2 separate regions of the Homo sapiens genome follow, and region 1 is linked to region 2. A link is a loop called in an ENCODE intact Hi-C map of the cell type or tissue named here. Cell type or tissue: body of pancreas. All regions are shown on one strand. Each heading gives the region's core, and the rest is flanking DNA. Links, peaks and the distances in the headings are about the cores only.

What was found. Hi-C counts contacts between places; a loop is a spot of excess contacts. Peaks named below come from ENCODE experiments on the same cell type or tissue, not always from the same donor. Only the 100,000 strongest peaks of a DNase experiment are listed, where the experiment ranks them.
Region 1: a loop joins it to region 2, with 2.7 times the contacts of the local background. A loop is called at or near these places in 93 of 110 quality-filtered maps.

The regions. Positions count from the first base shown.
Region 1 is chr10:70,452,881-70,464,310 of GRCh38, forward strand. It overlaps a transcript of PALD1 not described here. Among named protein-coding and RNA genes, the nearest start is that of NODAL, 17 kb to the left of the region's middle. RefSeq lists enhancers at 2,318-2,844, 2,845-3,370 and a silencer at 2,433-2,727. In body of pancreas, for the core only: a CTCF peak has its summit at 8,687 (motif pointing right); DNase peaks (open chromatin) are centred at 5,591 and 8,701; H3K27ac peaks cover 1,749 bases.
Region 2 is chr10:70,535,070-70,546,499 of GRCh38, forward strand. It overlaps PALD1 (phosphatase domain containing paladin 1), which reads left to right. Exons shown (of 20, transcript NM_014431.3): 11 at 2,742-2,837; 12 at 3,211-3,339; 13 at 3,823-3,939; 14 at 4,023-4,178; 15 at 4,511-4,693; 16 at 6,033-6,173; 17 at 6,394-6,465. Among named protein-coding and RNA genes, the nearest start is that of PRF1, 62 kb to the right of the region's middle. RefSeq lists enhancers at 2,524-3,208, 3,209-3,894, 6,816-7,316 and a silencer at 2,614-2,810. In body of pancreas, for the core only: CTCF peaks have their summits at 2,791 and 5,580 (motif pointing left); DNase peaks (open chromatin) are centred at 2,782 and 5,602.

The DNA of each region.
Region 1 (11,430 bases), core at 1,336-9,335, 83 kb before region 2:
GAACCCAGGAGGCAGAGCTTGCAGTGAGCCAAGATCCCGCCACTGCACTCCAGCCTGGGAGACAGAGCAAGACTCTGTCTCAAAAAAAAAAAAAAAAAAGAATCAGAACGAAGAATAAACACTAAACAAACTAAGAATAAAACTCAGCACTTAGGGAGTGCTTACTGTGTGCCAGGCACTGACTGTACCAAAGAGATTTATATGTGCAGTTAGCTCAGTGTCTTCCAAAATTGCTTGAAGACAGTAATCACTGGGAGCAATTATTAGTCATAAAGAGAGCTCTAAAAGTCCTAGTGCACTATTTTAGTCATATTTAATCTTTAATAACTTCAAAATTATAAGTGATAGAAACTTACAAAACCAGCTTCTGATAATTTATTGAAATTTCTTTTATACTTGTTTGGTTTTGTGATCTTTGAGTAATATATTTTAAATTTTATTGTTTTGTTTCCGTCAACAGTTGCTATCTTCAAAAAGCATTTATGTTAAAAACATATTATTCAAAATTCAAAACCATCCAAAAGACCATGGATAATTCAAGTTCAAAGCTGAATAGATAACGACCAGGCATGGTGGCTGTGATCTCAGTACTTTGGGAGGCCAAGGCAGGAGGATCACTTGAGCCCAAGAGTTCAAGACTGCAGTGAAATATGATCACGCCACTGCACTCCAGCCTGGGTGACAGAGTGAGATCCTGTCTCTTAAAAAAAAAAAAAAAAGTGAATGAGTAAACAAATTGTGGTATATCCATATATTGAAATACTATCTGACAATAAAAACGAATGAGCTATTGATACACATGAAGGGGATGAATCTCAAAACAATGATACAACAATGATGTTGAGTGAAAGAATCCCAACAAAAAGTAGTATGTTATGGATAATTCCATTTCTATAAAATTCTAGAAAATGCAGACTAATGTATAGTGGCAGAAAGCAGACCAATGGGTTGCCTAGGGATGGGGGAGAGGGAGGGATAACAAAGGGCAGAAGGAAAGTTTTGGGAGTGATAAATATGTTCATTTTCGTTTCTTTTTTTTTTTTTTTTTTTGAGACAGAGTCTCACTCTGTCACCCAGGCTGGAGTGCAGTGGTGCAATCTCTGCTCACTGAAACCTCCACCTCTGGGGTTCAAGCGATTCTTATGCTTTAGCCTCTGGAGTAGCTGAGGTCACAGGCGTGCGCCACTGTGACTCGGTAATTTTTGTGTTTTTAGTAGAGACGGCGTTTCCCATGTTGGGCAGGCTGGTCTCAAACTCCTGACCTCAGGTGATCTGCCCGCCTTGGCCTCCCAAAGTGCTGGGATTACAGGCATGAGCCACTGTGCCTGGCCTATTCATTTTCTTAATTGTGGTGATGGTTATATATATCTCAAAGCTTATCAAAATGCACACTTTAAATATTTGCAATTGTAGCCTAGTCAACATGGTGAAACCCCGTCTCTGCAAAAAATATAAAAATTAGTCTGGCGTGGTGGTGCGTGCCTGTAGTCCCAGCAACTCCAGGGGCTGAGGCAGGAGGATAGCTTGAGCCTAGGAGGTAGAGGTTGCAGTGAGCTGAGATCATGTCACTGCATTCCAGCCTGGGTGACAGAGTGAGACCCTGCCTCAAAAAAAAAAAAAAAAAGAAAATATTCGCAGTTGTGTGTATTTTACTAAAGCTGTAAAAATGAAATTAAATGTAATGAACTTTAGAACTATAAAACTTGGCTAGGCACAGTGGCTCATGCCTGTAATCCCAGCACTTTGAGAGGGTGAAGCAGGAGAGTTGCTTGAGCCCAGGACTTCGAGACCAGCCTGGGCAACATGGTGACACAGCGTCTCCACAAAAACTACAAAAATTAGCCAAGTGTGGAGGGAAGCACCTGTAGTTTCAGCTACTCAGGAGGCTGAAGTGGGAGGATAGCTTGGGCCCAAGAGATTAAGGCTACAATGAGCCATGATCGTGCCATTGCACTCCAGCCTGGGTGACAGAGTGAGACTCTGTCTCAAAAAAATTATATATGTCTATATATATCTTATTTGAAATTCATAAAACTAATGTGTAAAAAATTTAAATAAACTTTGATGTTCTTTGTAAGTTTGTAGCATTTATACTTCTGAAATAGAAGTATACTTAATAGAACGTACTTCTATTAGAGCTTAAAAGTGCTTTAAAACTTTTAAGGATATCAGTCTTGTAGGTCTATAGCCTCAGGGGCCCTGGGGTGGGACCCGGGAATCCTTGCTCTTTCAAAGAGTAAGGTGGGAAACAGCATAATCTCTTCTCTCTCTCCGTCTCTCTCTCTGTCTTTCTCTCTCCCTCTCTTTAGCTCTCTGGCTTTTCACAAACCCATGAGATAGGTATTTCTAAAGATGAGGGATCGGAGGCTCAGAGAGGCTCGGTGACTTGCCTCAGGTCACACAGCTCATTAACAACGGTGCTGGGATTGGAGTGCAGGCAGTCTGACTCCAAAGCCCACACAGGCAGGGGCTGGGGGCACTTACATCATCTCAAACTCCCCAGTCCCTGTTCCTTGTTGGCCACTGACCGCAGAGCTCTCAAGAGCCCCAGGCTGGTGCATTCCCCACTAACATCAAAGGGCCCCAGGCTTCAAAGGCAGGTGAGGAAGATGCACATACCCCATACCTGGCTGGGTATGCAGGGAAGCCTGGGAGAGCTAATACGATTAAGCAGAGACCCAGTGGGGCCGGAAGTAGCTTCCCTGAGTAGATCATTCACTGGAAGTGGCTTGCATACATTCTCACCCACCAACCACCCTCAGAGTCTTTCATTCTAGGGCTACTAGCAAAACCTCTGGACACTTGGGAATTAGGACAGCAGTGGGGGCTGTGCCAATTGAGTGTCCATCCCATAGATGGACAAACTTGTTTGAAGCCAATTGTTACCAAATTTGTGCCAGGCATGGTGCTGAGTGCTTCAGACTTGTCTCATTTTTATTCTGAAATTAGGTACAGGGTAACTATGTTAAATGCATGACTCCAAGGAGCTCCTTTGATGTTGCATTCTGTAGGTATAATTATTCCCATTTTACTGATGAGAAAATGAAGGCTTGGAATACCTGCCCAAGGTCAAGTTGGTACTAAGTGGCTAGAATTGGTACCCAGGACTATTTTGATTCTAAACTCCATTCCCTGCCTTGGCCATCAGGAGGGACAAACAGCTAAGACACCAGCATGTTCTCCTGGCCCTTTCCGTTTACTCTGGGTGTCAGGAGTGTCAGGGGTGGCAGGAGCGATCTGTGCCTGTTTGCCCACAGATCACCCCACATATCTTTAGGGAATGGGAAATGGGCAATCTAAAGCTGAGATCATCTCCTCATGATTCGAGATGTTACAAAACTACAAGGCCTCCCCGACCTTCTCCCATTGCTCCCGTGTTCATGCCCCCATCCCCCAATCATTCTCCCACCAACCTGCGCTGCAAACACTCCCTGACCAAGGCTGCTGTTTCAGAGCCAGAAAGCGCTGGGGTTATGAGGAGTGAGGGAGGCTCCAAGCGCAGGGCCACTTCCCCCCAGCTCCTGTCTTGGCCACACCAGCCTCCCTCCCAGGGGAGCTTCCAGCCCAACCTTCCCAGCCTATTCTTGCCTACTCCTGCCCTCCCACCCCACCCCTCAGCTCCGTTTTTCTGTCCTCTCTGTCCCTGTCCGACCTTTCCTTCCCCACTGGAAGATCTAAGGTCACATACCCTTTCTCTGCCTGTACCTGCCTCAGGTCCTGAGCTGCCCCATCAGGGATGGTGGGGTCAGTAACAAAAATTTGGAGGGACCCACCCTGCTGGGAAAATCGTCCTTGATGGGAAAGTGCAGCCAAGGAAACTCCCTGAGGGCAGAGGTGGGGGAGCAGGAGGGTTGTTTAAATTAGTACCAGTTAGGCTGGGGTATGGGGGGCAGCACACCTAGGTCCTGCTCCCAGCTCAACCCTGACCAGCACATGACCTTATTGAGCCTCAGTTTCCACATCTAGGATGATTCCTAGCCCTGTCGCCGCACTTGACTGTCCTATGCTTGGTGGAGCTCTGAGGCCAGCGGGTGGAAGTGTCTCCTAACATTCAGGGCCTGTACAGTTTCTTCTCCCTCTCCTCTACCCACTCTTTGATGAAATGCAGCCAATTCCCACACACCCCCCTGCCCCCCTCCCCTGCCTGCTTAGTTCTTATGTATTGTGCTATTGTGCTTTTTTTGTTTTTTTTTTTTGTTTTCAGATGGAGTTTCACTCTTGTTGCCCAGGCTGGAGTGCAATGACGCGGTCTCGGCTCACTGCAAACTCCACTTCCTGAGTTCAACCGATTCTCCTGCCTCAGCCCCCCAAGTAGCTGGGATTACAGGCGCCTGCCACCACACCGGCTAATTTTTGTATTTTTAGTAGAGACAGGGTTTCACCATGTTGGCCAGGCTGGTCTGGTCTTGAACTCCTGATCTCAGGTGATTCACCCGCCTCGGCCTCCCAAAGTGCTGGGATTACAGGCGTGAGCCACCGTGCCCATCCCGTATTGTGCTTTTTAAACACAAAATGAATGCCTATTCGCTGTAGAAAATTTGCAGACTATATAACGGTATATACAGGAAGAGAAAAATCCCCTGTAACCCCATGATCTAGATATAACCATGGTTAATATTTTGGGGGTACATTCTTCCTGTCCCCTGCACTTAGGTATTTATGTGCACATGCATTTATGTGCACTTAGAAGATTCACACAATGTGAACTGTTCTGTAAACTACTTCTTTTATGAAACCAGAACATCTTTCCGGGCCATAAAGCATCCTCTCCACTACCATTTAAAAATAAACGTTGGCTGGGTGTGGTGGCTCATGTCTGTAATCTCAGCACTTTGGGAGGCCAAGGCAGGCAGATTGTTTGAGCCCAGGAGTTCGAGACCAGCCTGGCCAACATGGTGAAACCTCGTCTCTACTGACAATACAATAATTAGCCGAATGTGGTGGCAGACACCTGTAATCCCAGCTACTCAGAAGACTGAGGCAGGAGAATCGCTTGAACCCGGGAGGCGGAGGTTGCAGTGAGCCGAGTTCTCGCTACTGCTCTCCAGCGTGGGCGACAGAGGGAGACTCCGCCTAAAAAAAAAAAAGTTGCTTAATTCTTTAGGCTTCCTCCTCCAGGAAGCCAGCCTGGAGGATTTCTCCAGCCCAGTCAGCCTCTCTCAGGGTCCTTACACCGTGTTCCCTGTTATCCACCTTCTCTTAGACTGTGAGCTTCCAGGGGACAGAAGCCCCCTCTGGACCCTTTCACTCAGTGCCCGGTGTACGTAATAGATGCTTAATAAATGAGGCTGGAAAGGGTACTTTTCTTGATTGCTGTCAGCAGGAGGAGGCTGAGGCAGAGGAAAAGAGCACTGGACTTGGAGTCGGCGTGCCTGCCTGCCTGCCTCTAGCTTCGCAATCTTGTTTGCAGCGAAGGGGCATAGTGGTCTGTGCGGCGCGGTGCCCAGTCCCGCCCGCCCCGCCGCGCCTGGCCGGGCGCCTGGCACAGCCCAGGCGCTCAGCGGAGGCCCCAGGCATGGCAGGACCTACGGAGCCCGGTGAGGTGAGCGCGCCAGGCCGGCCGGCTGGGCTGGAGGCAGAGGCCCAGGCGCCCGCCCTCGTGGGAAAGCGCGCGGAGGGCGACCCGGGTGAGTCAGCCGAAGAGCAGACGGGCTGCGGAGCAAGAAGACCGAGGCTGGAGGCGGCAGTGAGTGTTCCCGCCGGGCGGGTGGCGTTGTCGCCGCCAAGGGGGACCCGCCCCTCTCCCCTGTTCCCCGCACTGCCGGTCCCGCCGCCGGGGCCGGGACAAGAGCCTAGTGAGACAGAGACGCTCCGGCGCGAGCTCCTGCCCAGGCCCTGTGGTCGGGCGGGGTGGGGGTTACCCAGGGCTCTGCCCTCAGCGGGATGTGTCCCCTCCCATCTGTCCCGTCCCCTCGCTGGGCTTCTGTCCAGTGGCCTCATTCTGTTGCTGCTGGTGGGAAGGGTGGGATGTGCCTGCTTGGTAAATTGTGGGGCGCCACCAAACGCGGGGGGCCCCCATTTGGTGCCAGGCGAGGCCTGGTGCGTGGGCAGGAGAGTCAGGATGGGCCCCGCACACCATCACCGCCTTACCGCGGTGCTGCACTGCTAAACCAAGGGATTACTGCTGTTCCTGGGCTCAGGGAGAGAGCGGCTCCCCCACCTTTATCCCCCGCCATCCGCCCACCCACTGCTTCACCCTTCCCCCATCCCACCCCACCCCACTCCAAGCCCCAGGGAGCCCGGTTTATAAGAGCCACTGCCACCGTTTGTCCATCGCTCACTGGGACGCTGCTTTGTGATAAACATTTTGCACAGTTACCTCAGTTAGCCCTCCCGCTGGCACTATACTGACGGCTCCCTTTTCAGATGAGGAACCGGGGCTCGGAGAGGTGAAGTCACTTCTTCAAGGTCACTGCAGTCAGAGGCGGAGCTGCCCTGAGGCTAATTGAAGCTTAAGTTTCAGACCCTTGCAAGGCCCGGACCTAATTTTTGCATTTGTATTTTTGTGTTCTTTTCCTTTAAAAGCCCCCTCCCGCGACAGTAGGAGGGTCAAGCCCCTTCAAAATGGATCTCTCTGACCGTGCCTGGTCTGTCTGCTGTCCTCTGTGGCACTGCCTCGGATGGGTGGGGATGGGGGGGTTGCTGGGGCTGGGCAGTGCCAACCTGGCATGGAGGGAAGGACGTCCAGATTTGGTCAAGGGGCCCACATGACCTTTGCATGAGTCTTGGCAGACTCCAAACAGCCTGCTGTGCGCGGAGCCAGCTTAGGCAGAGCCCCCGCCTTGTGACGTTGGGATCTTCTCTGGGACTCAGCTGTCCTCATCTGAGTTAGGGGTGGTTATTATGGGGTAACTGCAGACACAAGGTGAAAGTGGAAGGAACAGAGGCTGGAAAGCTCGGAGCCCTGCCTGTCCTCCGTTCCCCCACGTACTCCCCCTCAGCCACCCCATAGGTGAACGCCACTCTGCCCTGTGCCCTCATCTTCACAGCCAGCCCTCTCCCCTCCAGCTGCCGCACCTTCTCCACAGCAGTTGTCCGTGGTGCCTACACTCCCCGCTTCACGGTCACCCTTCACCCGGTTCCATTGTGTGCCTCCTGCCTCCACCCACCATGGCGTCTGCCCTGGCTTGGGTTGTATAGGAGAGACTCCGTGTTACCAAATTGGCTCCAGCCCTGCCTGGCCGCACAGCAGCCTTTGACACGATTGAAATGCTCCCCACCTCTTAGCTTTCGTGCGGCTAAGCTTCCCTTCCGCCGTCTGGGCCCCTGCTCAGTCCTCTTTGTCTTCTGAGCCTCTTCCCCCTGCCCCAGGCCTCCCCTCCCCTCGAAGCCCGCCCTCCAAGGCTGTGCTTCGACTTCTCTTCTCCCCTGCGGTTACTTGCCTCTCCTGGAGGGTCTCACCCATCCTGGGGCTTAAAAGCCACCAATGCCCATGGTGCCCGGCCTTTGTCTACCCCAGACCAGTCCTCAGAACTCTGGACCCCTGCACCCACCGGCCTACCGTGCGTCTCCCGTGGGCTCCCTCACAGTCATCTCCGGCTCCATTCATCAAGACTGAACTCCTCTGCGCCTTCTCCAGCGTTCTGTCTGCAGCCAAGCCCCTGATTCCTGATTCCTTCCTCCCTCAACACCACAACATCCAACCTCATACCAGCCATGTGGATCCCACTTCCAAAATGGCTCTCTAGAATCCACCTGCTCCTCCCCATCTCTTCTGTCACCACCTGGTCCCAGCCACCATCATCTCTCTCCTGGACAACTGTGGAGGCCTCCCTGCCTCCACCCTGGCCCCCCAGAATCCACTCCTCTCAGGAGCTAGATGGGATGGCATCACTCCCCTCACTGAAACCCTTCAGTGCCTCTCATTGCCTGTAGGATGAAATACAAGCTCCAGGCCGGGCCAGGTGGCTCACGCCTGTAATCTCAGCACTTTGGGAGGCCGAGGCGGGCGGATCACCTGAGGTCAAGAGTTCAAGACCAGCCTGGCCAACGTGGAGAACCCCGTCTCTACTAAAAATACAAAAATTAGCCGGGCGTGGTGGCATGCGCCTGTAATCCCAGCTACTTGGGAGGCTGAGGCAGGAGAATCACTTGAACCCAAGAGGCAGAGGTTGCAGTGAGCTGAGATCGTGTCATTGCACTCCAGCCTGAGCAACAAGAGCAAAACTTCGTCTCAAAAAAAAATAAAAGAAAATACAAGCTCCAGAACCCCGGCCTGCGGGCCTCAGCCCTCTGGCTCATTGCTGTGCAGCTGCAGCAGCCTTCTTTCCGCTTCTAGAGTGTGATGTGAGTGTTCCCATTGCAGGGCCTTTGCCCCTGCTGTCTCCTCTGGCTGGAATGCCCTTTCTCCCACTCTTTGCCTGGCACACATCTAATTAGCCTTCAAGTCTTAGCTTAAGGGATGACCTCCTTGGAGAGGCCTTCCCCACGAACCCCTGTCACACTCCCTAGGAGTACCCCAAGTACTTACTGTCAGCTGGAATTATGTCTTTATTTCTGGGGCTATGGGTTAATGTCTGCCACCCCCACCAGATGGCAAGCTCCACAGGGCTGTCTGGTTTACTGTCTGTGTTGCTCTGCCTCTCCCGTGCCTAGCACAGTGCCAGGCACACAGTCAGCACCCAGGAAACACGTGTGAAGGAAAGGTGTGGAGGCCCAGCTGCCAAAGTTGTCCTGCTGCCATCTGTCCAGCAGATGGCCTCCCAGACCAGAGCTTCACCTCTGTAGATGGGTACCCATAGCAGTCCTCAGATTCCAGAACAGCTCCTATGCAAATCCCGGGGCCCCCACTTGAGATCCACATGGCAGATGTGGGAGCCAGGCCATGCCCTCTTTTGTCTTCAGTCCCAGAAAGCCCTTGGCACTTGCTTTTTTGAGATTTACGACTTGGCATTGTGATTTTTTTGTTTTTTGTTTTTGTTTTCATTTTTGAGGCAGGGTCTCGCTCTGTCACCCAGGCTGGAGTGCAATGGCACAATCATGACTAATTGCAGCCTCAACCTCCCTGGCTCAAGCCATCCTCCCACCTCAGGCTCCCGAGTAGCTGGGACTACAGGCATGTGCAATCATGCCCAGCGTATTTTTGTATTATTTGTAGAGATGGAGTTTCACCATGTTGCCCAGGCTGGTCTCAAACTCCTGACCTTGAGCGATCCGCCCACCTCAGCTTCCCATAGTGCTGGGACTGCAGGTGTGAGCCACCACCCTCGGCTTGGCATCATGATTATCTACCTGCATGTCCTACAAGGGGACTAGGGGCAACTCAAGCCAGAGACCTGATCTCACCTGTCTCTTTTTCCTTGCTTGCGCAGAGCTCAGAAAACAAATGACTAGTAGGGAAACTGAGTGACTCAGTCAGTGGAGAGACTGCTCCTGGAAGTTAACATTAAGGCTTTGGAGCCCCATTCCTGGGTTCTACTCCCGGCTCTGGGGCTTCCTAGTTGTGAGGCTTAGGCGAGTTTCTTAACTAATCTATGCCTCCCCTGTAAAGTGGGAATACTACGTGCCTCATAGGATTGTTGTGAGACTTGAATGAGGAAATACATGAAAAGTCTTTTTTTTCTGGTGCCTGGCATGTAATCAATGCTCAGTAAATGGGAGCTTTTATCATTGAACAATTCTTTACCCCCTACTGGAAGTCCAGTCTCAGCTGGGGAGAGGCTGCCTACTGTTGCACTGGGCACAATTGTGCATGCTTGTGCAGGGCATGCACACACATATGCAGGAACAACACACAACTCTCCCAGCTGTGGCGTGAGCTGGCCAAGGTGCCTCCCTTGCCAGAACAGGGGAGCCTGGCAGATGCCTTGTGCCCCCCTGGCACTGTGCCTCCTGTGCCCAGTGCCATTGGCTTGGCAAGACAGGTTGCCATGGCAGCAGGTGACTGGGCCTGCAGGCGGGGACAGTGGGTAGCCTTGGCTGAGCTCTCTGGTTTTTTAGAAGGGGGTGGCTTGCTGCCAAGGCACAGGCTTTCCTGTTACTTGGCTGCATCCGTGGCCACACCCAGGAGCCCCTGTGGGCTCCCAGCCCTGGGAACTGGGAGACTGAGCCAGCCACTCACTCTGGGCATTCCCCCAGGCCTGGGGACATGCCCCATTGTCCATCACTCACATTCCACTGGAAAGATCTGGCGTGGGTCTTTTTCCTCTACCCCGTGGTGAACTCCTGGAGAGTTCAGATTGCACCCAGCACATTGTAGGTCTCTCTCGAATGTTTGTGGGGTGAATCAAAAAACAAAAAATGCGCCGGTCATGGTGGCTCACGCCTGTAATCCCAGCACTTTGGGAGGCCAAGGCGGGCAGATCACAAGGTCAGGAGATCAAGACCATCCTGGCTAACACGGTGAAAACCCATCTCTACTAAAAATGCAAAAAATTAGCCGGGCATGGTGGCAGGTGCCTGTAGTCCCAGCTACCAGCTACGGGGAGGCTGAGGCAGGAGAATGGCGTGAACCCGGCAGGCGGGAACCGAGATCGTGCCACTGCACTCCAGCCTGGGTGACAGAGCGAGACTCCGTCTCAAAAAAAAAGAACAGGTAAAGCAGGTAGAATTATGACTTTACTCTCCTCTCACCACCTAGAGGAGAAAAGGTGGTGAGAGGAGCGTAAAGTCTCCAGACATAATTCTACCTGCTCTAGAGATTAATATCTAATTAATAATATTACTTTAGTACCCACTGTGTGCCAGACATTGCTCTAGGTGGAGCCAAGATTTGAACCCAGATGGATACATTCCTGCTGTCATGGAGCTAATATCCTAGTGGAGGGAGACAGACAATAAACAAACAGGCAAAAAAAACCAGGAAAACATCAGATAAGGACTACAGGTGCTATGCTGAGAATTACAATAGGGGGATGCAGTAGGGAGGAACTGAGTGGCCACCTCAGATGTGGGGACAGGAAAGGCCTCTCCAAGGAGGCGACATTTAAGCAAAGACCTAATTGGAAGAAAGGAAGATCTGGATGGGGAGCCTTCTAGGAATATGGACAAGCTAGTTCAGAGGCCCTGAGGACAGAGCACACTTGACCAGTGTGGAAAGAAGTGAGGTTGAACTTAGTAGGTGAAGGGGATGATGAAGATACACATACAGTAAAGTGTACTAATCCTAAAGTTACAACTTGATGAGTTTTCACGCATGCGTTTGTCCACGTAACCCCTATCCAGATCAAGCTATAGCACCCCAGAAAGTTCCCTCGGGCCGCTCCCAGTCAGTGTTGCCCCTCACCCACGGGCTGCTCTTCTGGCCTTGATGATTGTCATAGGCTAATTTTGCCTGTCCCTGGACTTCATATAAATGATGAGATCTTATCCTGTATTCTTGTTTGTATCTGGCTTTTTTTTTTTTTTTTGAGACAGAGTTTCACTCTTGTTGCCTAGGCTGGAGTGCAGTGGCACAATCTTGGCTCACTGCAACCTCTACCTCCCGGGTTC
Region 2 (11,430 bases), core at 2,096-10,095:
ATAAACAGGACAGAGGAAGGGGCTGCTGGCCAGGGCTGCAGGGGCCCCTGGACTCAGATACTCCCCAGGCCACTCATGGCCTCCCACTAGTAAAACTCCTGGTGTTTCTTTGGGAAGACTGGGGTTTGGTCCAGCTGGCTGCTTCTGAAAGACTTATGGGCTCTAGGCTGTCTCAGCAGACCCTGTCCCCATGCCTTAGCGAAAGGAGGTGGGCTTGATAGTGTTTATATCATACAGCGCATGGAAAGAATCTAAAGCCACAGAGGCAGCTTCTTCTTTTTTCTTGTTTCTTCTTCTCTTCCTCCTCCTCCTTCTCCTCCCCCCTCTTTTTCCTCACCCTCTTCCTCCTTCCCCCTTCCTCCTCCCCCCGCTTCCTCCTTCCCCCTCTTCCTCTTCCCCACTTTTCCTCCTCTCCCCTTCCTTCTCCCTCTCTTCCTCTTTCTCCGCCTCTTCCTCCTTCCTCCTCTTCTTTCCTCCTCCTCCTTCCTCCTCCTTCTCTTCCTTCCTCCTCCTTCTTCCTCCTTCCTTCTCCTTCCTCTTCCTCCTTCTCCTCCTTCTTCTCGTCTTCCTCCTCCCTCCTCCCTTCCTTCTCCTCCTCCTTCTCCTTTCTTCTCCTTTTTCTTCTTCTCTTCCTCCTCCTGCTTCTCCTTCAATAGGGTCTTGCTCTGTTGCCCAGGCTGGAGCGCAGTGGTGCAGTCATAGCTCACTGCAACCTCGAACTCCTAGACTCAAGGGATTCGTCCACCTCAACCTCCTGAGTATCTGGGACTACAGGTGCATGTCACCACACCTTACTTTTTTAGAGATGGGGTGTTGCTATGTTGCCCAGGCTGGTCTTCAACTCCTGGCCTCAAGCAGTCCTCCTGCCTTGGCCTCCCAAAACACTGGGTCTTTTTCTTTCTAAAAATATTTTTAAAAGGCTGGGCACGGTGGCTCACACCTGTAATCCCAGCACTTTGGGAGGCTGAGGCAGATGGATCACTTGAAATCAGGAGTTTGAGACCCGACTGGCTAACATGGTGAAATCCTGTCTCCACAGAAAACACAGAAATTAGCTGGGTGTGGTGGCACGCGTAGTACCAACTACCAGGGAGCTGGTGTGTGCCCAGTAGTACCAGCTATCAGGGAGGCTGAGGCAGGAGGATCTTGTGAGCCCAGGAGTTCCAGGCTGCAGTGGGCTATGATCGTACCACTGCACTCTAGGCTGAGCAACAGAGCAAGACCCTGTCTCAAAAAACAAAACAAAACGAACCCAAACCAAAAAAAATCCCATACAGTACTTAGAGCCTGCCACAGAGTCCCTGGAATGTCACCCCTGCTGTGATTTACTAAACAGTCCCCCTCTTCTTGGACAATTGAGTTGCTCCAGTTCCCCATCAGTGTAAATACTTCTTTGTTGAGCAGCTTCATGAAAATGAAGGCTGTTGTGTATTTAGGATTCTTTCTCCCCTTAGTCTAGATTGGGCATCAGCAAACTACGGCTTAGACCAAATCCAGCCTGCCGCCTGTCTTTGTAAATGTGTTACTGGAACACAGTCTTGCTGTTCTCTACTCTGCTGGCCCACGACTGCTCTTATGCTGGGATGGCAGAGTTCAGTAGCTGCAGCAGGGACCCTGAAGCCTGAAAGTCTAGAGTATTTACCGTCTGGCCCTTTATGGAAAAAGTTTGCCGACACCTGGTGGAGATTCCCAAAGATGGGATTAAATTTCACCAAAGGGCGTGGCCCTTCTTTAGGGCCTCTGTGAATCTCACTTGAATCTCACTTGCCCTCCAAAAGGTACTGACCCAGCAGGAGAACCTGGAGATCCGAGGGCCCTTGGGGTTCTCTCGGACAACCCCCCATGCAGAGGAAGCTGGGCTGGGGTCAGGAGACTTGGGGAATCTGGCTCTGTTTGCTGTCAGCTGTGTGACTTTAAGGAAGTTACCTCATTTCTCTGAATCTCCGTTTCCCTCTGTAAATTAGGAGTAATTAGGATGGCTCCCCTGGAGCACTGCTGTGAGGGTCTTTGTATTTGTATTTTCTTGTGGAGAGGCTCCAGTTCTTTTTTTTTTTTTGAGACAGGGTCTCACTTTGTCATCTGGGCTGGAGTGCAACGGTGAGATCATAGCTCACTGGAGCCTCAACTTCCCAGGCTCAAGCGATTCTCCCACCTCAGCCTCACGAGTGGCTGGGACTACAGGCATGTGCCACCATGCCTAATTTTTGTATTTTTTTATAGAGATGGGGTTTTGCCATGTTGCCCAGCTTGTTTTGCACTCCTGAGCTGAAGCGATCTGGCTGTCTCAGCCTCCCAACGTGCTGGGACCACAGGCGTGAGCCACCGCACCCAGCCAGGTTCCAGTTCTTAAGGGAGGGCCTCTGGCTCGGGGGTGTTCACACACTTGGCTTCCTCAACACAGAGGGTGCACAACCCTGACCTGTTGGGTGTCGCTGGAGCTAAGTGAGGGAGCCCCTGCCTGTCTTGGCGCTGGGAGCCTGCTTGGGGAGACCAGCCCTGCACCTAGAACCACAGTGCCTGGTGTGGTCACCCACATATCTCCCCTGACCGCAGATAACCACAGCATCTGGGATAGGGTGAGACACTTAGAAGAACTTACAGCCTGGCAGAACTGTGTCATGAAGGGAGGGAAAGACTGTCTTCTGGGGAGTTCCAAGGCTTAACTCCTGCCCTTGCAGGGATGGGGACAGGGACAAGACTGCCTGAGGAGTCTGTCCTTAACACCCTGTCCTCTCTCTCAGGGAAGCGGCAGCCGACACAGCGTCTGGCAGAGGGCGCTGTGGAGCCTGGAGCGATACTTCTACCTGATCCTGTTTAACTACTACCTTCATGAGCAGGTGGGGCCTGGGAGGAGCAGACCCACGTCCCCTCCTCCTGGGCCTCTCCCAGCCTCCCCACCGCAGTGACTGGCTTGCTGTGGAGGGAGACCCCCCAAGGAACCGGGGAGGGAAGGGAGGCCAGGAGAGACCCAGATTCGGGAGTAGTCCCTGAGCAGCTGGGCATAGGGAGGCCCCACCTCTTTCCACCGGGCCCTTGTCTCTGTCCTTAACCAGGACACCAGACGTCCAGGTCTTCTCTCAGCCACTCCCTTGTCCCTGCTCTGGGCCATGTTGGATATCTTTTGGGGCTTCCCCTGCCATGGTGTGGGCAGGGAGGGTTCAGGATGGCCCTGTGCCCCTGAATTCCTCGTCTCTCTGCCTCGGGCTGCAGTACCCGCTGGCCTTTGCCCTCAGTTTCAGCCGCTGGCTGTGTGCCCACCCTGAGCTGTACCGCCTGCCCGTGACGCTGAGCTCAGCAGGCCCTGTGGCTCCGAGGGACCTCATCGCCAGGGGCTCCCTAGTGAGTATGACTGGCAGTCGGAGAAGTGGGCATGGCTGTGTACTGGCCCTGGCCCCTAAACACTGGATTCCTGTAGGGTTGGGGTAAGCATTGCCCTTGCAGGAGGTGAAGAAGAGAGGCTGTGGGTGTTGGGATCCTCTTGTGAACAGAATGGGGTCATGCTTAGGCCCCAGCAAGCATTTGCAGCTTTGGCAGCTGTTCTGGTACCTTCTCCTCAGTCTCAAACCCAAGAGCTCTGGGCAGGGTTCTATGATCTTTGCCTCCAGCTTCTTCTCTTTGAGCCTCAGCTTCCTGGTCCAGAGAGTGGGCACCATTGCACTTCTTCTTGCCAGGGCCGGGGGAAGCTCCAAGTGTGCAGGAGTGCTTTGTAAACTGTGAAGCTCGGGTTCCACCCCACCCCCCGTCTGCCTTGGGCCAGGTCCTGACCCTTTCTGCGGCTACAGTCGGCTGCTGTGGGTCCCAGGCTTGGTGCTCTCCCCACAGCGGGAGGACGATCTGGTCTCCCCGGACGCGCTCAGCACTGTCAGAGAGATGGATGTGGCCAACTTCCGGCGGGTGCCCCGCATGCCCATCTACGGCACGGCCCAGCCCAGCGCCAAGGTGACCGGCCCTCAGGGCCTGGGTCCCCCAGTGGGTTTGGGGAGGGAGGGCTGAGCACTCACTGCCGGCCCTCCTGTGCCCAGGCCCTGGGGAGCATCCTGGCCTACCTGACGGACGCCAAGAGGAGGCTGCGGAAGGTTGTCTGGGTGAGCCTTCGGGAGGAGGCCGTGTTGGAGTGTGACGGGCACACCTACAGCCTGCGGTGGCCTGGGCCCCCTGTGGCTCCTGACCAGCTGGAGGTGAGGCCCCCTGCCCTCTAGGCACCCCTGCCTCCGAGGCTTCTGGGGAGTGGCCTGGGAGGGTCTTCAGAAGGCCTCACACTCCCGCAGACAGATGGAGAATCTGAGGCCCCGGGAGGAGCAGTGTCAGGGAGTGGCCAACTCAGGATTCCCACTAAAGTGCTCTGCTAACCTGCTTGGCTTTGGGGGGTGGCTGTGACCCCTGAGGCTTGGGGGGGTCAGGGATGGGACTGGAAGCCAGGGCCAGGCCTGGCCATGGCAGGCTGTGGCCTTTCAGGGCTAGCCTAGAGCCTGCCCCAGTGGCCTGTGTCCTCCCTCCTGCCCTTGCCCAGACCCTGGAGGCCCAGCTGAAGGCCCATCTAAGCGAGCCTCCCCCAGGCAAGGAGGGCCCCCTGACCTACAGGTTCCAGACCTGCCTTACCATGCAGGAGGTCTTCAGCCAGCACCGCAGGGCCTGTCCTGGCCTCACCTACCACCGCATCCCCATGCCGGACTTCTGTGCCCCCCGAGAGGAGGTGAGGGTGCTGCTCAGGCTGAGGCCTCTGGGGAGGGACAGGAGGCCTCCCTGTCTCCCCTCTGGTCTGGGCTCTGGGAGAATGAAACGACCCCAGCTTCTCTACGGGGCCCGGGAATGGTCTCACGAGGTTTTCCGATTTGGCCCAAGTGGTTTATTCACATTCCTTCCAAGCTTTGTGTGTGTGTACGTGTGTTTATTATGTGTTATAGGGTATATGTGTGTGTATTGTTATAGGTGTGTGTGTATTGGAGTGTGTATTCTGTTACGTATGTGCATATGTGTTATAAGATGTGTGTACATGTGTTTATTATGTTGTAGGGTGTATGTGTGTGTATTGTGTTATGGGTGTGTGTTATAGGTGTGTGTGTGTTATCGGGGTGTGTGTGTATTCTGTTACAGGTGTGTGTGTGTATTTGTTATAAGGTGTGTGTGTGTGTTGAGGGTGAACATGTCCAGGGTGTCCGTGGTGTGTGTGTCTCAGTTGGGGGACTGTGTATGGAGTGTGTGGGTGGTGTGTGGAATGTGTGTGTGTGTGCATGTCTTTTTATGGAGTTTGTGATGTCTCCCTTGTCTGTATTGGGGGCTGTGTGTGGAAAACCATCTTTAGGGGAGTGGTGTGGTGTGTGGTAGGGTTTGTGGAGGGGTCGTTAGGAATGTGTGTGTGTGGCATCTGTAGGTCTGTGACTGTGGGTGTCTGTATAGTGTGTGTGTTTACCGGACGTGGATCCCTGTGTGGTGCGTGTGTCTGGCGTGTGTTGTAGGTGAGCCACCGTGTGCGTGGTGCGTGTGTTGTAGGTGGGTCGCTGTGTGCTGTGTAACTGGCAATGGGGTCTGTTACCCTGCCTGAGCCCCTCCTGGCGCATCTCTTCGCGGCTCTCACTGCCTGCGGTCTGCTGCCTCCTGGTGGCCTTGTGCTGCAGGGCTCTTCTGAGGTCAGGCCCCCGTCCATGGTGGGACCAGGGCTGGGTCCAGCTCAGGTGGGTGGCAGGGCCAGCAGTCTATGTGCAGCCCAGGGGCGCAGTACACAGGGGTGACATACAGGTGCATGTCCTGCCTGATGGAGGGTGGGTACCTTGAGCCCCAGGTGCATGCTGTGTTGGCTCACACATCCTGTCCAGGTGCTTGGTGTGAGGGTGATTACGACTGCACAGGTGCAGCTGTTTACACGCACATGGTCTCATGCACCCCGGTGAGTTTTGTTTGTGTGTGCAAGCTTGGGAGCCTGACAATTTCTGGCCCGAGGACAGTGGCTGGGGCTGCCATGTGGATGGGGACCCTGTTGGGGTTTGTGCATCCAAGAGACGCCCGCTGACCCAGACCTTGCTTTTCTCGTCCAGGACTTTGACCAGCTGCTGGAGGCCCTGCGGGCCGCCCTCTCCAAGGACCCAGGCACTGGCTTCGTGTTCAGCTGCCTCAGCGGCCAGGGCCGTACCACAACTGCGATGGTGGTGGCTGTCCTGGCCTTCTGGCACATCCAAGTACGTGTGGCCTCTCAAGTGAGATTAGAGATTTGCCTGGAGGAGGGTAGACACTCAGGTCCCAGGCACACTGGCTCCACAGGAGGGTGTGAGGGGCAGAGACAGCCGGGTGTGGTCCCAGAGCCCCTTCCATCAGTCTTGGGCAGCCCCCAAGTCCTCCCCAGCAAGGGGCTCCTGGCGTTGGGAGGGGGCTTCTGTCTCAGCAGCTGTCTTCCCTCAGGGCTTCCCCGAGGTGGGTGAGGAGGAGCTCGTGAGTGTGCCTGATGCCAAGTTCACTAAGGGTGAATTTCAGGTGAGCATGCCCTGCGGGGTCCCTGAGGCACCTTGGGATGGGAGGAGGAGGAGGACTCCTGCTTGCCGGTCTAGGGGTCCTCAAAGCACGTCCCAATGCAGTCACGTCTGCCACCTCATCATATCAGTGCTTCCCTGTTCCCATTTTATAGATGAGCCCAGCAAGGCATGGGACAGCTTGGCTCTGAGGCCCTGGCAGACGGCCGGCTATGGAGATGTGGGCTGGACCCCTCCCTGCCCGGCCTTGCTGTTGGGCTGCTGTGTGCCTTGGGGAGGTCACTGGCCACCGTCTTGTCTGGGTAATGTTGATAACAACCTCCCAGCACCTTCAACCCAGCTGTGGTTGGTGACCTTGTGTGGGTCCCCAGCCTACTTTGCCCTGCCTGTTCCTCTATTTCAGATTAGGGCACTGGATGGCCAGCCACAAACATTCCAGATTTAGTCATCCATGTATTGTGCACCTGCCACATGCCACAGGCCATCTTCTCAGGCATCCCGAGAGTCGTGGCAACGTCCCTCGGAGTTGGCCCATGGCTGACCCACAGTCAGCAGCACAGTTGGCTCGTGTCTTACTGGTTAACTTCGCCACTTGCCCCTCCCCTGCCCTCGCCCCAGTCCTGAGGCCCTGACCGCCATGCAGCACCTCACACTTGCTAAGCTCTTGCAGCCTTTGCATATGCGGTGCCTTCTCCCTTCCTTCTTCTGGCTGATTCTCTGATTCTTTCCTTTTTCCTTTTCTTTATGTGGTAAAATATGCATAACATAAAATGTACCATTTCAACCATTTTTAAATGTACAGTTCAGTGGTGTTAAGTACATTCACGTTGTTGTGCAACTGTTGCCACAACCCATCTAACTCCTTCATCTTGCAAAACAGAACTCTGCTCTCCTATTCAGTAATGATTCCCCATCCTCCCTCCCAGCAGCCCCTGTTCTACTTTCTGTCTCAATGGATGTGACTACTCTAGGAATCTTCTATGAGTGGAATCGTACAGTATTTGTGTTTTATGACTAGTTTATTTCACTGAGCATAATGTTCTCAAGGTTTACCCACATTGTAATATGTGTCAGAATTTCTTTCCTTTTAGAGGCTGAATAATATCCCATTGTATGGATAGACCACATTTTGTTTCTCCATTCCTCCATCAAGGGACACTATTTGCTTCCACCTTTTGGCTGTCATGAGTAATGCTGCTATGAAATGCATAGTGCACGTAGCTGAGTCCCTGCTTTCAGTTCTTTTGGGCATATACTCAGGAGTGGAATTGCTGGATCCTATCGTAATTCTGTTTACTTTTTTGAGGAACCACCATGCTGTTTGCCGCAGTATATGCACCATTTTACATTCCCACCAGCAACACACAAAGGTTCTGATATTTCCACATCCTCACCAACACTTGATTTCTTTTTTCTGTTTTTTTTAGAGATGGGAGTTCACCGTGTTGGCCAGGCTGGTCTCGAACTCCTGACCTCAGATGATCCACCCGCCTCGGCCTCCCAAAGTGCTGGGAGCCACTGTGCCCAGCCGTTTTTTTTTTTTTTTTTTGGATAATAGCCATCCTGCTGGGTATGAAGTGGTATATTGTGGCTTTGATTTGCATTTCTCTAATGATTAGTGATGTTCAATATCTTTTTATGTGTTTATTGGCCACTTGTATATCTTCTTTGGAGAAATGTCTGTTCAAGTCCTTTGTCCATTTTTGAATTGGATTGTTGTTGAGTTTTGGTTCTTTATATATTCTGGAAACTAATCACTTATAAGAGAGGTGATATGTAAATATGTTCTCTATTCTGTGGGCTGACTTTTTACTCATTGATAGTGTCATTTGATGCACAAAAGTTTTTAATTTTGATGTAGTTTGTCTGTTTTTTCTTTTGTTGCCTGTGCCCTTGGTGCTATATCCAAGAAATCATTGCCAACTCCAATGTCATGAAGCTTCTCCCTTGTGTTTTATCCTAAGACTTTTATAGTTTTTAACTCTTAGGTTTAGGTCTTTGATCCATTTTGAGTTAGTTTTTTTTATATGGTGTGAGGTGAGGGTTATCTAAGTTTATTCTTTTGCATGTGGATATCTGGTTTTTCCAGCACCGTTAGTTCAAGAGTCTGTCTTTCCCCATTGAAGGGTCTTGGCACCCTTGTTGAAAGCCAGTTGACCATATGTATAAGGGTTTTATTTTCCAGCTGAGTTTAGTCTTTGCATCGGTGCCTTGAATGTGATGGTCAGGCCTCTCCTTCTTCACACCAGGCCCCGTGCTGGGAGCTGTGTGTACTCCCTCTGTCCCCTTTCCCAGCTCCCAGGAGGTAGGTGCTTTTACTGCTCCCAGTTTATAGATGAGAAAATGAGGCCTGGGGAGACAAGTTTATTACCCTAGGGCCACATCAGAGAGGTGGGGCTGGGGTATAAGCCAGGCTGTAGACCTCAGAGCCTGTGTTCCAAAGTTACATCATATGACCTGAAGACACCCCTGTACACCCTATCCTCACCCACCCCCAGATAATCTAGACCAGCTTCCTTTGCAATTAGTTCAGCATTTGCTGAGCCCACAGTCTGTTGGGGAGAAAGGATCAATAGAGCGTGAAGAGGCCCAGAGCAGACACTGGTTCTAAGGGCCAAGAGTGCAGCTGAGGGAGCCTGAGAGGACTTCATAGAGGAGGCAGCATTTGAGTGCCTTTGGGGAAGATGAGTGAGTATCCTTGGTGAGGAGGGGAGTGTCTGGAGGGATCAAGTGTGCAAAGGAGGGATTCTGGAAAGGGCAGGAACTATGTAAGGCTGTGATTTGTCAGAAGGGAAGCAGGCAGGACTGAGGGGTGGGGGCCCATATTGTGAAGGCCCTGGAGGTTTGCACTATGTGTTTGACCTTGACCGTGAGGCCAGGAGGGAGGCAGAGGAGGTTGTGATCAGGCTCTCAGTCTGGGGGCCCCAGCAGGCAGTTATATGTGGACTGGGGAGTGGAGGGAGAGGCAGGAGCTGAGTGAGGAGGGGCTGCAGGGTGAGCAGGAGCAGCCCAGTCCTCATTGGTAGGTCTTGAGGGCTCCTGGATGTGGGGTGAGGAGGGCACCTAGGATGACCTCGAGTTTCTGGCTTTGCAGTAGTGACAGCTGTCGATGTGGAATTCAGGGGAGGAACAGCTGCAGCAGAGGCCAGGAGTTGGGTTCCCTGTGAAGAGCTGCAGCCCTCTGTCTGAGGTGGCCCCCAGAGGACGCAGTTCCCTGCACCCTCCTGGGGACCTGCCTAGAGCTTGGGATTGGGGATGTGGACTGGACAGCTCCCTCCTACTCCCCTGGGCACAGCCTGAGCCAGATCTGCCACTAGTTCCTTCCAGACTGTTCCTTTTTCTCCTCCCACTTGGTTGCAACTCCATGCCTGCTGGGGTGCCCAGCACCAGGCCAGGACTCTGAGAAACGCAGGAGTTGGGGAAAGGCCCTTCCCTGTTCTTAAGTGGCAGCCAGAGAGAGAAGAGAGCGAGTTAGGTGTTCATTCATTCACTGGGCAGCTGATGCTGGGGCACCGGGCAGGTGCCAGGCACCACTCCAGGTGCCGGCAGAAAGCCCCTCACTTAGTGGGGAGCAGGTGTGAAAGTGGAAGCAGATGAGCAGGTGGCTGTCGACCACGGGACAGGGCGCTGTGGGGACCTTGCAGGGTGGTGGGGGTAGGTGGTGGGAGGGGTTATGGGTGATGCTGGAGAGGTAGGCTGGACCCAGTGGTGCGGGGAGCCTTTAGACCCCAGTTTCTGTGCTGAGTGTAAGAGAGCCATGAAGAGATCAAAGCCCGGGGATTATACAACATGGGTTCACATTTATACTTTCGTAAGACCTCTCTGGCCACCAGGGAGAGGGAGGGCGGGGAGGAGGTGGAGACGCTGGTCAGAAGGGTACTGCTGTGGAGGCAAAGGGGGATGGGGGTCTGGATCAGGTGCCAGCTGTAGAGAGGTGCAGTGTAGACAGATTTGGAGGGGAACTCAGCACAGGGTGGCTGGGAGGGCCTGTGGGGGAAAAGCCATAGAGTAACCTAAACAGGCTTCAGTTTTCCCAGCAGTAAGGGGCAGATTATATCATTTTTTTTCTTTTTTCTTTTTCTTATTACTCAGAGATGGGGTCTCACTATGTTGGCCAGGTTGGTCTTGAACTTCTGGCCTCAAGCGATCTCCCCACCTCGGCCTCCCAAAGTGCTGGGATTACAGGTATGAGCCACTGCACCTGGCTGGGGTGGGGAATTATATCAGATGAGTGGTGTCCAACTCTGAGCGTCTGCGCAGTGGCTGGGGGCTGCTGCAGGTTAGGAGGAGGGTGGGGAGGCTTCTTACACCCCCTCCTCACCCCTCCAGCCCTAGTACGTGACAGCTATCTGTTTTATAGATCAAAGTTCTGCATGAGGCCTCATTTGAAGCAGGATTTCTACTGCTTAAAAAATAAGCACCTCGACCAGGCGTGGTGGCTCATGCCTGTAATCCCAGCACTTTGGGAGACTTAGGCGGGTGGATCACCTGAGGCCAGGAGTTCAAGACCAGCCTGGCCAACATGGTGAAACCCTGTCTCTACTAAAAATACAAAAATTAGCTGGGTGCGGTGGCAGGTGCCTGTAATCCCAGCTACTCGGGAGGCTGAGGCGGGAGAATTTCTTGAACCTAAGAGGCAGAGGTTGCAGTGAGCCGAGATCTCACCACTACACTCCAGACTGGGTGACAGGGCGAGACTCCATCTCAAGCAAAACAAAACAAAACAAAACAAAAATAAGCACCTTAGATCAGCTTAACATTCCATGGGTGCATTGGGGTGGTTTTTGTATCATGTAATACAAAGCATACAAAATGGCAATTTGGAGTCACAGTCGTGCATTTAATATGTCTTGAACATCTTAAATGACTTATATTCCCATGGTTTTTTTTGTAGAATTATTTCTAATGTAAACCACTTCTTGATTGTGGCTCTCCTGTGAGAACTGTGTGCACTCTGTGATGTCTTTGG